Linked DNA regions of Homo sapiens: region 2 is linked to region 1. The links are chromatin loops, found by intact Hi-C in ENCODE. Cell type or tissue: Caco-2. All regions are shown on one strand. Each heading gives the region's core, and the rest is flanking DNA. Links, peaks and the distances in the headings are about the cores only.

What was found. A loop is a pair of places that touch in the nucleus more often than their neighbours do. Peaks named below come from ENCODE experiments on the same cell type or tissue, not always from the same donor. Only the 100,000 strongest peaks of a DNase experiment are listed, where the experiment ranks them.
Region 2: it touches region 1 in a loop (5-fold over the local background); 5 of 110 quality-filtered maps call a loop at or near these places.

Annotation. Positions count from the first base shown.
Region 1 is chr6:11,293,634-11,301,970 of GRCh38, reverse strand. It overlaps LOC105374925 (a long non-coding RNA gene), which reads right to left. Exons shown (of 6, transcript XR_001743967.2): 1 at 2,958-8,337. It also overlaps a transcript of NEDD9 not described here. Among named protein-coding and RNA genes, the nearest start is that of NEDD9, 65 kb to the right of the region's middle. RefSeq lists an enhancer at 2,625-3,382. In Caco-2, for the core only: no CTCF peak of the experiment used is centred there; a DNase peak (open chromatin) is centred at 4,650.
Region 2 is chr6:11,238,320-11,246,656 of GRCh38, reverse strand. It overlaps a transcript of NEDD9 not described here. Among named protein-coding and RNA genes, the nearest start is that of NEDD9, 9.8 kb to the right of the region's middle. In Caco-2, for the core only: no CTCF peak of the experiment used is centred there; a DNase peak (open chromatin) is centred at 4,746.

The sequences.
Region 1 (8,337 bases), core at 244-8,243:
CTCTTGCTTCTCTAGTTCTTTTAATTGTGATGTTAGAGTGTCGATTTTAGATCTTTCCTGCTTTCTCTTGTATGCATTTAGTGCTATAAATTTCCCTCTACACACTGCTCTAAATGTATCCCAGAGATTCTGGTGTGTTGCATCTTTTTTCTCATTGGTTTCAAAGAACATCTTTATTTCTGCCTTCATTTCGTTACTTACCCAGTAGTCATTCAGGAGCATGTTGTTCAGTTTCCATGTAGTTGTGTGGTTTTGAGTGGGTTTATTAATCCTGAGTTCTAATTTGATTGCACTGTAGTCAGGGAGAGTTTGTTGTGGTTTCTGTTCTTTTACATTTGCTGAGGAGTGCTTTACTTCCAACTAAGTGGTCAATTTTAGAATAAGTGCAATGTGGTGCTGAGAAGAATGTATATTCTGTTGATTTGGGGTGGAGAGTTCTGTAGATGTCTATTAGGTCTACTTGGTGCAGAGCTGAGTTCAAGCCCTCGATATCCTTGTTAACCTTCTGTCTCATTGATCTGTCTAATACTGACAGTGGGGTTTTAAAGTCTCCCATTATTATTGTGTGGGAGTCTAAGTCTCTTTGTAGATCTCTAAGGACTTGCTTTATGAATCTGGTTGCTCCTGTATTGGGTGCATATATATTTAGGATAGTTAGCTCTTCTTGGTGAATTGATCCCCTTACCATTATGTGGTGGCCTTCTTTGTCTCTTTTGATCTTTGTTGGTTTAAAGTCTGTTTTATCAGAGACTAGGATTGTAACCCCTGCTTTTTTTTGCTTTCCATTTGTTTGGTAGATCTTCCTCCATCCCTTTATTTTGAGCCTATGTGCGTCTTTGCACATGAAATGGGTCTCCTGAATACAGCACACCCATGGGTCTTGACTCTTTATCCAATTTGCCAGTCCGTGACTTTTAACTGGGGCATTTAGCCCATTTTCACTTAAGATTAATATTGTTATGTGTGAATTTGATCCTGTCATTTTGATGTTAGCTCATTATTTTGCCTGTTAATTGATGCAGTTTCTTCATAGCATCAATGGTCTTTACAATTTGGCATGTTTTTGCAGTGGCTAGTACCAGTTATTCCTTTCCATGCTTAGTGCTTCCTTCAGGAGCTCTTCTTATAAGGCAGGCCTGGTAGTGACAAAATCTCTCAGCATTTGCTTGTCTATAAAGGATTTTATTTCTCCTTCACTTATGAAGCTTAGTTTGGCTGGATATGAGATTCTGGGTTGAAAATTCTTTTCTTTAAGAATGTTGAATATTGGCCCCCACTCTCTTCTGGCTTGTAGGGTTTCTGCCAACAGATCCGCTGTTAGTCTGATGGGCTTCCCTTTGTGGGTAACCCGACCTTTCTCTCTGGCTGCCCTTAACATTTTTTCTTTCATTTCAACCTTGGTGAATCTGACAATTATGTGTCTTGGGGTTACTCTTCTTGAGGAGTATCTTTGTGGTGTTCTCTGTATTTCCTGAATTTGAATGTTGGCCTGCCTTGCTAGGTTGAGGAAGTTTTCCAGGATAATATCCTGAAGAGTGTTTTCCAACTTGATTCCATTCTTCCCGTCACTTTCAGGTACACCAATCAAACGTAGATTTGGTCTTTTCTTATAGTCTTATATTTCCTGGAGGCTTTGTTCATTTCCTTTTACTCTTTTTTTCTCTAAACTTCTCTTCTTGCTTTATTTCATTAATTTGATCTTCAATCACTGATATCCTTTCTTCCACTTGATCGAATAGGCTATTGAATCTTGTGCATGAGTCATGAAGTTCTCATGCCGTGGTTTTCAGCTCCATCAGGTCATTTAAGGTCTTCTCTACACTGTTTATTCTAGTTAGCCATTCATCTAATCTTTTTTCAAGGTTTTTAGCTTCCTTGCAATGGGTTAGAACATGCTCCTTTAGCTCAGAGAAGTTTGTTATCACAGACCTTCTGAAGCCAACTTCTGTCAACTCATCAAACTCATTCTCTGTCCCGTTTTGTTCCTTTGCTGGTGAGGGGCTGCAATCCTTTGGAGGAGAAGAGGCACTCTGTTTTTTTGGAATTTTCAGCTTTTCTGCTCTGGTTTCTCCCCATCTTTGTGGTTTTATCTACCTTTGGACTTTGACATTGGTGACCTACAGATGGAGTTTCGGTGTGGATGTCCTTTTTGTTGATGTTGATGCTATTCCTTTCCGTTTGTTAGTTTTCCTTCTTACAGACCCCTCAGCTTCAGGTCTGTTGGAGTTTGCTGGAGGTCTAATCCAGACCCTGTTTGCCTGGGTATCACCAGCGGAGGCTGCAGAACAGCAAATATTGCTGCCTGATCCTTCCTCTGGAAGCTTCGTCCCAGGGGGGCACTCACCTGTTTGAGGTGTCTGTTGGCCCCTACTGGGAAGTGTTTCCCAGTCAGGCTACACAGGGGTCAAGGACCCACTTGAGGAGGCAGTCTGTCCGTTCTTGGAGCTCAAATGCCATGCTGAGAGAACCGCTGCTCTCTTCAGAGTTGTCAGACAGGGACGTTTAAGTCTGCAGAAGCTGTCTGCTGCCTTTTGTTCTCCTATGCCCTGACCCCAGAGGTGGAATCTGTAGAAGTAGTAGGCCTTACTGAGCTGTGGTGGGCTCTGCCCAGTTTGTACTTCCTGGCCTCTTTGTTTTCACTGTGACACTTTGTTTACTCAAGCCTCAGCAATGGCAGATGCCCCTCCCCCCCTCAAGCTGCAGCGTTGCAGGTCGATCTCAGACTGCAGCGCTAGCAGTGAGCAAGGCTCTGTGGGCGTGGGACCCACTGAGCCGGCACAGGAGGGTATCTTCTTGTCTGCTGGTTGCTAAGACTGTGGGAAAAGCACAGTATTTGGTCAGGAGTGTACTGTTTCTCCAGGTACAGTCTGTCATGGCTTCCCTTGGCTAGGAAAGGGAAATACCCCAACCCCTTGCATTTCCCTGATGAGGCAATGCCCCACCCTGCTTCAGCTCACCCTCCATGGGCTGCATCCACTGTCCAACCGGTCCCAGTGAGATGAATCAGGTGCCTCAGTTGGAAATGCAGAAATCACCCATCTTCTGCATCAATCTTGCTGGGAGCTGCAGACTGGAGCTGTTCCTATTCGTCCATCTTGGACAATAGCCCGCTTACTGTGATGTTTTAAGGTCAAGGTAATGACCTCTTAACAATCCTCGCTAGTACTAGATTCTATGGCAAAAGTCTGTCACAGAACTGGATACTTCAGAGGCTTCCACCAAACCAAATTAGTAATCCAAACTGGAACAAACTATATTTATTTGTGAATTCTCAATCCATTCAATATAAATACCAATTTCTCTATGAATAGTGAAACAAAAAATGTCTCTCTTCTCATTTTTTATACCTACTCAGCCAACATTACTAAACTGAGACAAAAACAGAGAGATACAGGGAGATAAAACATTCCCTGAAGCAAGTCAGTATTTCATTCCAGCTGTAACTCTGCAATTAACATTAGTTCTATGGTATTTCCAATACATGCTGATTCTCAACTTTTGGAATTCTAAACCTAAAAACCATATAATTTCACCACCTCAATTTTTTAATTTGCTTTAGAATTATCTATGTTGAGTCAAAAGGGCCTTTGAGGTCTTTAATTTCATGACTTCTGGGTGATTTTTTCCCCCATTATTAAACTTTATTTTAACTTTTCATACACACAGATACACACACTCACACACACACATCACTTCACACTACGCATACATATATTCCTACTGCTCTTTTTCAGGTAGGATGCTGGTTAAAAATATGGACTGGGGCTGGGTGCAGTGGCTCATGCCTGTAATCCCAGCACTTTGGGAGGTCAAGGCGGGCAGATAAGTTGAGGTCAGGAGTTCGAGAGCAGCCTGACCAACAGAGTGAAACCCCATCTCTACTAAAAATAGAAAAATTAGCTGGGTGTAGTGGTGCGCACCTATAGTAACAGCTATTCAGAAGGCTGAGGCATGAGAATTGCTTGAACCCCAGAGGCAGAGGTTGCAGTGAGCTGTGATTGCACCACTGCACTCCAACCTAGGCGACAAAGCGAGACTCTGTCTCCAAAAAAAAAAAAAGAAAAGAAAAAAAAATACGGACTAGAAGCCATACTGCCTAGTTTGAATCCCAGTCTTGCCTCTATTGAGTAATAGGGCCTTGAACAAGTTATTAACCCTCTTTGTGCCTCAGTTTCTTCATCTACAATATGAGAATGAGAATAGTACCGACCTCAAAGGGTTTGTGATGATTAAACATGCATGTTGCTTAGAATTGTGTTTGGCACGTACTAAGCCCTCAAAAGAAGCTTCCTGAGTTTTATAGCACATAAAAAGTCAAGTCAGTGCAGCTAAAAGAAATCATTGAAGGGAGAAGATGAGAGACACAGAGCATAATGAAAGGCCTGGTGGGAGAATGAGCCTTGGGAATCTGGATGGGGCTAGACTTGGTCACTCACCTGAACTTCCTTAAGCTGTGATTTTTCTGGTTCCAGAGGTGACAATGAAGACACCATGAGTGAAGGCATGGACAGAAAAATTCACTGGGGAAGCCTGTGCTAAACTCATAAATACTCTTAAAAGTAAACCCCTTACAAGAAGCCTCAGCAAATAAAAGCAAGCCCTGAGGGAACTGCACTAATATCAGTGTGAGGAGGAAGGCGGAGAGGTCTCCTCACACCTGGAGAGCTGTCCCTGGCTGCAGAGAGGCTGGCACCCTGCAGCATTCTTTTCCCAGGATGGTTCTGTTTTATTTCATTTTCAAAGAGCTGGTAGTTAAACATTTACCATTGCTCCACTGAAGACAATAAAGAATAAAGGGGCTGGCTCAGAAAAAAATGAAAACCAAAAAAAAAAAAAAACAAAACAAATTAAACTGCAAAGCTTTTTCACCTTTGCATTAGGGCAGGAAGCCTGCAGCCAGGCATGGCATGTTATAGTTTATCTAAAGAAAAAAAGCCAAATCGGCTGGGCGTGGTGGCTCACGCCTATAATACCAGCACTTTGGGAGGCCGAGGTGGGTGGACCGCCTGAGGTCAGGAGTTCAAGACTAGCCTGGGCAAGATGGCGAAACCATGTCTCTACTAAAAATACAAAAATTAGCCGGGCATGGTGATGTGCACCTGTAATCCCAGCTACTCCGGAGGCTGAGGCAGGAGAATTGCTTGAACCCAGGAGGTGAAGGTTGCAGTGAGCTCAGATCACGCTACTGCACTCCAGCATGGGTGATAGAGCAAGACTTTGTCTCAAAAAAGAGAAAGAAAGAAAAGAAAGGAAGGAAGGAAGGAAGGAAGGAAGGAAGGAAGGAAGGAAGGGAAAGGAAAGGAAAGGAAAGGAAAGGAAGGAAGGAAAGGAAGGAAGGAAGGAAGAAAGAAAGGAAGGAAGGAAATTTTGCCATTCTTTCCCACTAAATGCAAGTTCACTGCAGTTCCAAGGTACTTATCCACACCGTGTATTTACATCTGCCTCAGGTTTGTAGTAAATGCTGTAAACAGAGAGATGTGATGAAGAGAGGTAATGCATATTCTTTATCACCTCTCTAAAAACATGATTATCCTGACCTATTGTAGGGAATATGAAAACACTATGTAGTGAGAATTACCATCCTGCTTCATTATACTTAAAAGAGAATTTAACCTGTTCAGATTTCTGAGTTGTTCCTTAAGTATAAAAGTGAAAGAATCAGGATCAAAACGAAGAACCTCTAAATCCGCCTATTGTATCTGCTTGGGCTGCCATGACAAGGTATCACAGAGTGGGGGCTTAAACAACAGAAATTTATTCTCTCACAGTTCTGGAGGCTGGAAGTCCAAGATAAGGTGTCTGCAGGGTTGATTTCTCCTGAAGCCTCTCTCCTTGACTTGTAGACCTTCATCTTCTCCCTGTGTGGTCTTCCCTCTGTGGGTGGCTGTGTCCTCATCTCCTCTTCTTATAAGGACTCCTGTCATATTGGATTAGGGCCCACCCATGTGACCTCATTTTAACTTAATTACTTCTGTGAAGACCCTATCTCTAAACACAGTCACATTTGGAGTTCCTTGGTGTTAAAGTTTCAACATGAATTTGGGGTGGGGGTCACAATTCAGTCCATCACACACCTAACGTGGGTGTAATGTGTCTACAGGAACAGTTTGATTGAGCAACACCACAGGTTGCATTCCCAGAGAAGCAAATTTTGAGATGGAGATTGGCATGCTGGAAGTTTGTGGAGAGTGCTCCTGGGAAACTGTCAAGGCAAGAGAGGAAGCAGGATTAGGCAGAGGAGGAAGCTGAAATCAGGATAAAGACCCCAGCAAGTCACAGAGGCCCTCCAAAGCTGGGATGTCCTTCCATGTTGTCTGAACTGAGGCAAGGTAGTTGGAAGTTTATGCCCCTTCCTAGACAGTCACTGTAAACAGGCCACCCGAGGGAGGAGGTGTGCTGTGCCTCAGCTGGGGACAATCTCAAGAGGGGACTCTGAAGCAAGCTGCTAGGTGCCAACCCTTCCATAGCTGACAGAATGATTGACTAAGCCTGAAGTGGGGTGTCAGGTCATGGACCCCAGTGTCCACTACAAATCTGAAATTTACTTTCCTCAAGTGAGTGGAAGGACTTACCATTATCTTCTTAAGAAATATCTCGCACCCTACAGAATGGGAGAAAATATTTGCAAACCATCCATCTGATAATGGGTTAACAGTCAGAAAAATAAAACGCACTCATACAATAATAACAATAAAACATAATCTGGCTAAATAAATGGGCAGAGAACCTGAAAAGACATTTGTCAAAAGAAGACATACAAATGGCCAAGAGGTACATACAAAGGTGTGCAATATCACTAATTGTATTAGTCTGTTCTCACACTGCTAATAAAGACCTACCCAAGACTGGGTAATTTATATAGAAAAAGAGGTTTAATGGACTCACCATTCCACATGGCCGGGGAGGCCTCACAGTCAATGCAGAAGGCAAAGGAGGAGCAAAGGCACGTCTTTCATGGCAGCAGGCAAGAGAGCTTGTGTAGTGGAACTGCCCTTTACAAAACCATCAGATCTTGTGAGACTTACTCACTGCCATAAGAACAGCACGGGAAAGACCCGTCCCCATGATTCAATTACCTCCCACCAGATTCCTCTCACAACATGTGGGAATTATGGGAGATACAATTCAAGATGAGGTTTGGGTGGGGACACAGCCAAACCGTATCACTAATCATCAGGGATATACAGATCAAAACCATAATGAGATATCATCTTACCCCAGTTGGCTATCATCAAAAACACTAATAAGTGTTGTGAGGATATGGGAAAAGGGAACCCACGTATACTGTTGGTAGGAATGTAAACTGATATATTAGTTCGTTCTTACATTGCTATAAAGAACTACCTAAGACTGGGTAATTTATAAAGAAAAGAGGTTTGATGGGCTCACAGTTCTGCAGGCGGTACAGGAAACATGGCTGCAGAGGCCTCAGGAAACTTAGAATCATGGCAGAAGACAAAAGGGAAGCCAGCACATCCTATATGGCTGGAACAGGAGAGGGAGAGAGCAAAGGGGGAAGTGCTACACACTCTCAAACAACCAGATCTCATGAGAACTTACTCACTATCACGAGAACAGCAAAAGGGAAATCCACCCCCATGATCCAACATTTCCCACCAGACCCCTCCCCCAACACTGAAGATCACAATTCAACATGAGATTTGGGTAGAGACATAGAGCCAAACCATATTAGCTGGTATAGTCGTTATGGAACACAGCATGCAGGTTCCTCAAAATTTAAAAATACAATTATCATATGTAGCAGTAACTCCACTTCTGGGTATATATCCAAAGGAAATGAAATCAGTACCTCAAAGAGTTCTATGCACCTCCATGTTCATTACAACATTATTCACAATAGCCAGGATATAGAATCAACCTAAGTGTTGATTCTACTAATACATGAGCAGATAAAGAAAATGTGATACACACACACACATACACACATACACACACACACACACTTACACAATGGAATTCTATTCAGCCTTGAAGAAGAAGGAAGTCCTGTCATTTGTGACAATGTGGATGAACCTGGAGGACATTATGCTGAGTGAAATAAGCCAGGCACAGAAAGACAAATACTACATGATCTCACTTTATATATGGCATCTAAAAAAGACAGACTCATAGAAGCAGAAAGTAGAACTGTGCTTACCAGGGGTTGGGGGACTGGGAGGATTGGAAAGATGTTGGTCAAAGAGTACACATTTTCAGTTACAAGATGAACAAGTTTTGGGAATCTAATAAATAACATGGTGACATGGTTAAAAATACTGTATTTAATATATACTTGAAACTTGCTACCACAGTAGATCTTAAATATTCTCAACACGC
Region 2 (8,337 bases), core at 252-8,251, 55 kb after region 1:
TTTGGTAAGCTGAGCAAAGCCCAAAAGCAGGAGCAAAATCAGTCCACACTCGAGCTTCAAATGCCACTGTGAAAATTCGAGGCAGGCTTCATTGGTTAAACCGCAGCCTGTCAGGGAGGCTTCAGCAAAAATGCTGGCATGAGATCTTGATTCTTCTATGATAGGCCACAGGACAGTGGCCGTACTGCCCTGCCAGGTAACTGGTGGGGCCCGGGGCCTGGGGGACCACGTCGTGATGGTTCATTCCTGGGCCCTGGGATCCATCTGCCTTTGCCTGTCACTGGAACCCATGACAGCAGTGGACTGAGCCTGTCAGGGAGGATGAGAGAGATGGAAGCAGCCCAGGAACTCTCTCAACCTGAGGCAAGTTGTGCCTCTTCCCGGCTGCCCTGTGCCAGGCCCCGAGCCAGTACAGAAATGGCACTTAGGTTGATATCTTACATTCAGTCCATTTTGCTGGAATGTTCTGTAAGCTCCCTCTTGGAATTCTGGGTCCATGACATTCTTTTATCCTTTGCTATTAACATTATCATTGTGTTAGCAGTATAGCTCAGTATGACTGCTATTTAAACATCCATCCCCATCCCTGCCCGCTCCCCCACCCGAAAAAAATACTGTCTGCACTGAAAAGAAGTGGTTTGGCATAGTGAAAGTTTTTAAACATCCATTTTCCAGATGGATATCCTTGTTAAATTTAAAAAGAAAAAAAAAAACTAAACCATGTGGAATGCTCCTAAGTGAATATTATTGTTTACTAGACTTATTCCATCTTATGGCATTTTATGACAAAATATCAGCAAGCTCATAAAGAGGGCTTTTTTTAAGGTCCATAATCTTTCTAACCATAACAAAAGGGTGGTAAATATATTGTACAAGAGCACGATGGAAAAATGTGCTAAAGTATTTCCACAAATCAAATGTAGCACTTTGGCATTGGCTCTAAAGCATTAAATTTAGTAAATTAGAACCAGATGATTTTAAAATAGAAACTTACATAACTTTACGGTGTGATTTTTTTCCCCCAACGCAAGTTTATCTTCCTGCAGCCGCGTTGGCTGCTACTGTAATAGGTATTTAAGAAGTAGGGCAGCCTCTAGGTATTATTCATCTTTGTAGCTCCCAAGGTGCCTAGCATTATATTGGGCAATTAGTAAGTATTGGTGGATGGGTGAATGAAATCTCAGCAGGGATTAACAAGTACTAGTTAACTGGCAAGGAAATGTAATATAAATATTTATACAGATCTACAGGTAGACAAAACACTGCCGCTATCACACACATAATAGTGAAAATATGGGTTGCTTTTCCTTTCATTGTTAAAGCTGTGGATTAAAATCAATGAACCTGAAATAAAAGGGTGGATCTGCTTCGCCTTTGGGTCACCATGCTTCAAACCACCATCACCCTGGAATGTTCCTAATACATAAGTCTCATTTCTATTTCTGCCATCATAGCAGCCACAGAAAATGCTCCTTTTGGTCATGTCTCCCTCTCCTCCCACACACAAGTTCACAATGTAGCTAATACCTTAAAGATAAGCTGGGAGTTCAACACAGCATATTGACTGAGTGCCTATAATCTCCAAGACCCTGTATGTGCTGCCACAGGGGGTGCAAAGGAATAAGGTATAGTCTTTGCCTTCTAGGAAAATACTTTCCAGTAGAGGGTTAGTCAGCACACTGTCATTGCATGTAAAAGAAATCTAACTTATACTAGGTTAGTCAGGAAGGTGTATTTATGGCCTTCTGAACTGAGTTGTCTAAGAGTAGACTTCAGGCATGGCTAGATCCAGAGGCACAGACAACAGGATTAGGGTTCTCTCCATCTCTCCACTCTAAATGCCTTTGCTTCTTTTTGCACATGGACTCATTCTCTCTTGCTATTGACTCTCTCTACAAGGAGAAAAACATATTCACCACCGAGCAAACATTTACAGTCTATGATCCAAAGACAGAGAAGTTGTCTCTCTCCCAGGCTTCATATACAAATCTCAAAAAGATCTTGGATTGACTCTGAGTTACATGTCAAGTTCTCAGATTAATTACTGTAGAAAAGAGGATGTATTCTATGACCAATCAGGCCTGAGTGGTGGTTGGGACTCTCCCTTTGTGGATGAATGAAAAGGAGGCGATTTATGTCTTAAATATTGATATTTAAATATTGATGTGCCTTGGCAGCTGATTGGATGTGGGAAGTAGGTGGGAGAAAGAAATAAAAGATCAGTCTGAGGTTTTGATTCTAGGTGACTGGTAGGGACATAAATAGAAAGAGAATGGTTTAAAACAGACACTGTTTTAAAGGGAATTTATCATTCATAGGTGTATTAATCAGGGTTCTCCAGGACATGTGTGTATCTATGTGTGTGTGTGCGTGCACACACGTGTGTGTGTGTGTGTAAAGAGAAAGAGAGTAAAAGATTGGTTTGTTTTCAAGGAGTTGTCTCCAAGTCCAAAATCTGCAGGGTAGACCCACAGCATGTGGACCCTGGGAAGAGCTGATGTTGCAGCTTGAGTCTGAAGGCTGGTGGAACAGAATTCCCTCTTCTTCAGGGAACCTCAGTCTCTTTTCCCTGAAGGCCTTCATCTGATTAGATGAGGCCCACCCACATGGTGGAGGGTATCTACTTTACTCAAAGTCTACTGATTTAAATGTTATCTCCTCTTTAAAACACCTTCACAGCAACGTCTAGACTAGTGTTTGATCAAATATCTGGGTAGCATGCATGGCCTATCCAGGTTGACACATAAAATTAATCATCCCAATATTTGACTATAAGGAGCTTATGACATGCCTCTGGAATATTTAGGTGCAGTAGAAAATGAGGGCTTGGAACTCAGAACACAGGTTGGGAGATGTGATTGTCATCAGAGTAGACGTCATTGGAGAGCATGAGATAGATAAGGGAGAAAATACACAAGGAAAAGGAGCTGAGAATGGAACCTTGAAGAAAGGCTCCTGAAAAGAAGACTGAAACACATTGGCAAGAGAAGTAGAAGAACCAGAAGAGCCCACTGCTTTGGAAACCGAAGGAGTTGATTTCATAACAGGGGAAATAACAAGGAGTTTCAGGAGTTGAGGGGAGATCATAGAGTTGGCAGGCAGAGAAGAGTCCCCGGCTTGGACAATGGAGGCTGGGGGTTCCCCTGGAGCAGGACTCCTCAAAATGTGTTCTGCAGACCTGCACCAGGCCACACACTGGACAGGCCCACCAACAGGTAGGTGCAGAAATTGAGAGCTAGTGCTTAGAAGCTCTGACAGCCATTAGACAAGAGTGATTTTTTATCAGCTGAATTCAATTATCATCATGATCATCATCATCATCATCAAGGCTTGTATTTTGCCAGTCTTTTTCATTTCTTTTTTCTAGTAATTTCAACACTACTCCTATTCTATGCATCAATGGCTTTGATGGTTATTGATGGAACAGGGGTCAGAAGCAGATGCCTGGAGGACTGAGCAGGAGGCCAGGATGCTGGACCACCCACTCTCTGGTCATGGCAAGTGAAAGATAGAGGGCACTTGGTCAGTGTTGGGGAAGGAGAGGTGGCAAAGGGAAGATCCTGAAGACCCAGAGAATGTTGTTTGTGGCTCATATTTGCTCATCCACAGTAACAAAATGTAAAAATCTGGAGTATTTTGATAGCTCACTCAGCAGCACAGCCTGATTGGAGTTGGCCTGAGTGATATGTATTCTTTTACCCACTTGGCATGACTCTTTGTAGATTCAATTGCTGAAACATGCATGCCTTTGCTCATGGGACACAGCCATGGATTTCACTGGGAGTGTCTTGTAATATGTGGTATATGCTCTAAATCTCTTTCTAAAATCTGAAATATTCTGAATTCCACAAGCTCATCTGGCCTCCAGGTTTTTGAACAAGGAACTGTGAATCTGTTTTTAGGGTGAGGAAGGCCAGAACTTACTTGCAGAGAGCAGGGTGGGAAAGATTAGGGGGCACATCAGAGAGGGGATGGTTAGGGAGCTGAGTCCCAGAGTGGGCTTGAGAGGAGAGAAAAAAAATGCACAGAGCTGTCTGGATAAAAAGGAAAGACAGTTTTTTTTTTTTGCCTGGTGACCAGAACTGCACAGGTGATGACTTTTGAAAATGTAGAGTGATTTTAAGATGGCAAAATGAAAACTGGGGGAAGACATGGCCTCTATCAGCTAGGGCCAGGAGGGCACAGCCTTTCTTCTTGTCACTACTCTCCACCCCTCCTAAGACCAGAAGCTCCAAAAGCAGGTTAGAGCATGAATCAGGAGAACTGCATGCCCTGGGTTCAAGAACACCCTTGCAACACTCCCTTGTCTACATCGTCAAGTCTGAAATCACAGGGTGCCAGGCCTTCAGCAAGTTAAGAGAACTTATACTTAGTGCCTGTAAAGCTCAGGGGTACCAGTGAGCGAGACTTCAAGTCTTGTGCATGCTCATTGCCAGACCCCCTTTGGCTTTTTGTATAAAGAAGAGAGCTGCTCTTTATTTCCGGGCTCAGTGGGCAGAAAGGAATGCTCCGTCCATACTCCGTTCGGCAAGTCAAGGGTGGACACTGGTGTCTTTATCACCACCCAGTCCTCGGCCCACACTGGCAAGGCATTCCTCTAGCAGACAAAATAAAAGATTGCTGATAGCTGGAGCACTTTGTTTGCTTTCTAAAACGAGTCAAACTCTTCAAAAGCTTGGCTTGAACCGTGCAGGGTGTGCTGTGTTCCCGCCACATTCCTCTCACCCGCCTCTCCACCAGGCCTTGTATTATCCGGATTCCTTTCATGCGCTCACGAGCGCCAGCTGGCGGCTGCTTGGGCTGGCCGGACAGGCCAGAGGCTCTGGGCCCGGGGCCTGCTGGACATTGGCCGGCCTCAGCTGATGAGGGCAGCGGGGCACGGGAGGGAGGCCTTCTTGGAGGGCTGGGTCAGCTGGGCTCTTTTAAGGCACAAGGGGGAGAAAATGCATCTCCAACCCCTGAAGAAATGAGGTACCCTGGGCATTACTAGTGGCCATTTGGTGTTTAAAACACTCCCTTCTCCCCCATTGTGTACTGTCCCTACCTCCGCCCCCGGAGCTATGCTGGATGGCTGGTGTGGAAGATGGCTTCCGGAGGCCAGTGTGCGCTGGAGAATGGCAAAGCTCGGAAGTAGATTGGAAACAGAAAATCCAGCCCATCTAGGAAGCTAGGGCACACAATCCATAAGCCTTTTCTGCTTAGTCCAACTAGACAATAGCAAGACGTGGAGAGGGGAAGAGGGCTACAAAGTCGCATCATATCACATGATGTCATGCCATGGCAAGTAGGAAAGATCATGTCTTATACCACATGACATCACATAGAAAGTGTATGCCAGAGAAGTCAGGAAGACTTTTCAAATGTAAGAACATATAGAGGAAGCACAAAGGTTAGCAAGAAGAAGACCTGATGCCTTTGCTCCCCTTCATTTAATAGGTAGTATGCACCAAGATGATTGTGTTTGGGCAGTGCCTCCGGAAAGAGGAGACGGCCACTCTCATTTCAGCCATGAGAGTCCATTCCTGTTTATTTGATGTTGGCAGATCACTTCAACCTTTGTAAAAATCCACAGTGTGAAGTTTCTATCAGCAGAAAAGATTTCCATGACAGTTTCATATAACAAGTTGTTTATTTGGACAAACTAAAGCATGTAATAACAGAACACCTCACGGCTAGAGAAAACAGGAGAGAGAGGCTTTGCCAGGCAGCCTGCACAATTTTACTATTAAACTCCTTTTGTTCCACTGAACTCTATGCCTTTACCTAGCTGGGGACACATAAATAGTAGAAATGTGAACCTTGCACAATTATGGAGATAAGCCTAAATCTTTATGCATTTCTAATTTTTCTTATCACTTCACCTTTAAGTTAATTCATCCAAGTCTTTCATGTAAAGAAAATGCTAAAATGGAGCGTCACAATTGCTTGTCACATTTCACTAGAGTCGAGTGAATTTATTTAACACCTAATTTAATCTGTCAACGTTTTTCAATTCTTTGAAGAAAAAAAGGTAGTAATTAAGTATTCCAAAGTTATAATAACACTAAACATCAAAACTTCACAATCGCACAGTTTTTTAAACATCAAGTTAAGATATTAGCCATAGTCACTCCACTTAAGGTGGTCTGGCTAGGTTTTTAGTAGCACGGTAGTGACACGGTTTTACGTGTTCTATTTCATGGTTTATCAAGAACTAAGAGGGGCCTAAGACATCCCATTTTAGCGCTTCACCCTTGGGATAATTAAAAGCCACCTCAAAGAGATGGAAGGAAGCAGGAAGAGGGCTCAGTAGGAGTGGTGGTTGTAAGGGGCTGTACAGTGACAGCCTGCTCAAGCTCAGCTAAGTGGTAAGAGGCACCAGGTCCTCGTCAAGTCTTCACAGTGTGGAGACCCACCGCGTCGCTGTAACCTAGAAGATCTAGAGAAACTGCTTCCATTCTCTGCTGCCTAGCGCCCCACCCACCCCAGGCAGCTTGTCCTTGAGAGCGAAATGAGTTAGGAGGGAACCAAATGAGAAGAAATTCAGGGATCACGAGTCAAGGAGCTTTTTTAGAAGACACTACCCTCCACCTCCATCTGCAGAAACAAATTTCTTTTTTTTTTTTTTTTTTTTTGAGATGAAGTCTCGCTCTGTCCCCAGGCTGGAGTGCAGTGGCTCGATCTTGGCTCACTGAAATCTCCGCCTCCCGGGTTCAAGCGATTCTCCTGTCTCATCGTCCCAAGTAGCTAGGACTACAGGTGTGCACCACCATGCCCAGCTAATTTTTGTATTTTTAGTAGAGATGGGGTTTCACCATGTTGGCCAGGATGGTCTCAATCTCCTTACCTCATGATCCACCTGCCTCAGCCTCCCAAAGTGCTGGGATTACAGGTGTGAGCCACCGTGCCTGGCCTATTATTTTTTTTAATACGAACTTAACAAGTCTTTCAGAAAATAGAATGTATTCCTAGGACACTGTTGCTAACGAGGTAGTTCGGGGTAAGGTCGGGTAGCCTTCATGAGGTCTCTTGTGCCAAAATATTAGTGGAGGGAAAGTGAATGAAAGCCCTATTTCACAGTATATAAAGAATCAAGCATTAAAACTCTTTTGGGCTTTTCTCTAATAATAGACTTTCATTCATTCCAAGAGCTTGACCAGTTCAACAGATAAAAGAGGTTTATTGCCTTGAAGTGAGAGGAGCTCATTCCCTTGCCTTCTGAGAAGTGGCTTATTTGTCCCCCTGTTGAATTCAGTGAAGGCAGTGTGCACAGACAAGACACAGGCTTTGAGAGGACAAAAGATGGGGTTCAGTCACCTACATAAGTGCAAAATGGGCTACAACAAAAGAAAAGACAGAACCCTCTTCTATAAATTGCTCAAAATCTCATTGCGGAAAAGAAACTCTCACAAAAGAAACCATGTAAGGGAATACCAAGCACTAAATGGTGTGTTATATACATAAAACTGACTAGAGAGCATATGCAGATTTTTTTTATTTTTATTTTTTTAGAGACAGGGTCTCACTCTGTCTCCCAGGCTGCAGTGCAGTGGCACAAACATGGCACACTGCAGCGTTGACCTCCTGGGCTCAAGTGATCCTCCCCCCTCAGCCTCCTAAGTAACTGAGACTATAGGCATGCACCACCACACCTGGTTAATTTTTTTTAATTTTTATTTCTGTAGAGTTGGAGTCTTGCTATATTGCCCAGGCTGGTCTCAAACTCCTGGGCTCAAGCAATCCTCCTGCCTTGGCCAACCAAAGTGCTAGGATTACAAGTGTGAGCTACCGCACACAGCCATGAAGATCACTTTAAACGGGTAGATTCCATAGCCTCATACTAAGCCTACTGCGGCTCATACTTAAAGGAGAGAGGCCTAAGCATTTCTAATTGTTTCTTAAGGGAAATTGGATTTGGGAAGCATAGACTTAGGCCACAGGTGACGGGAGTCCAGAGATACAGAGGAAGATTGGAGGGAGGAGAGCAACAATGGAGAGATTTTTCTAGGAAAGGTTTTATAAAGAAGATGGGGTACAAGCGGGAGGCACGATAGGATGTAGGTAAGCAGAGCCACGAAGTGGGGCAGAGTGATGAAAGAAGAACTACATACGCACAGGCTCCAACGTGCACGTGAGTAAGGGGTGTGTGCATTTGTATTTACACGGCTGCATCAGCCCTCCTCACAACTCAAGAACAATACCTGTTTCTCAGTTGAGCTTAGTCCCACGAGGGTGGAGACTCGACCTTATTGAGCGGACAAACATGTGCTCAGATAACGAAGTGCATTAATTCATTCATTCATATGAAGAGAATGGCAGCAATATAGCTCCATGGTCAGGGCCACACAGACTCAGAAA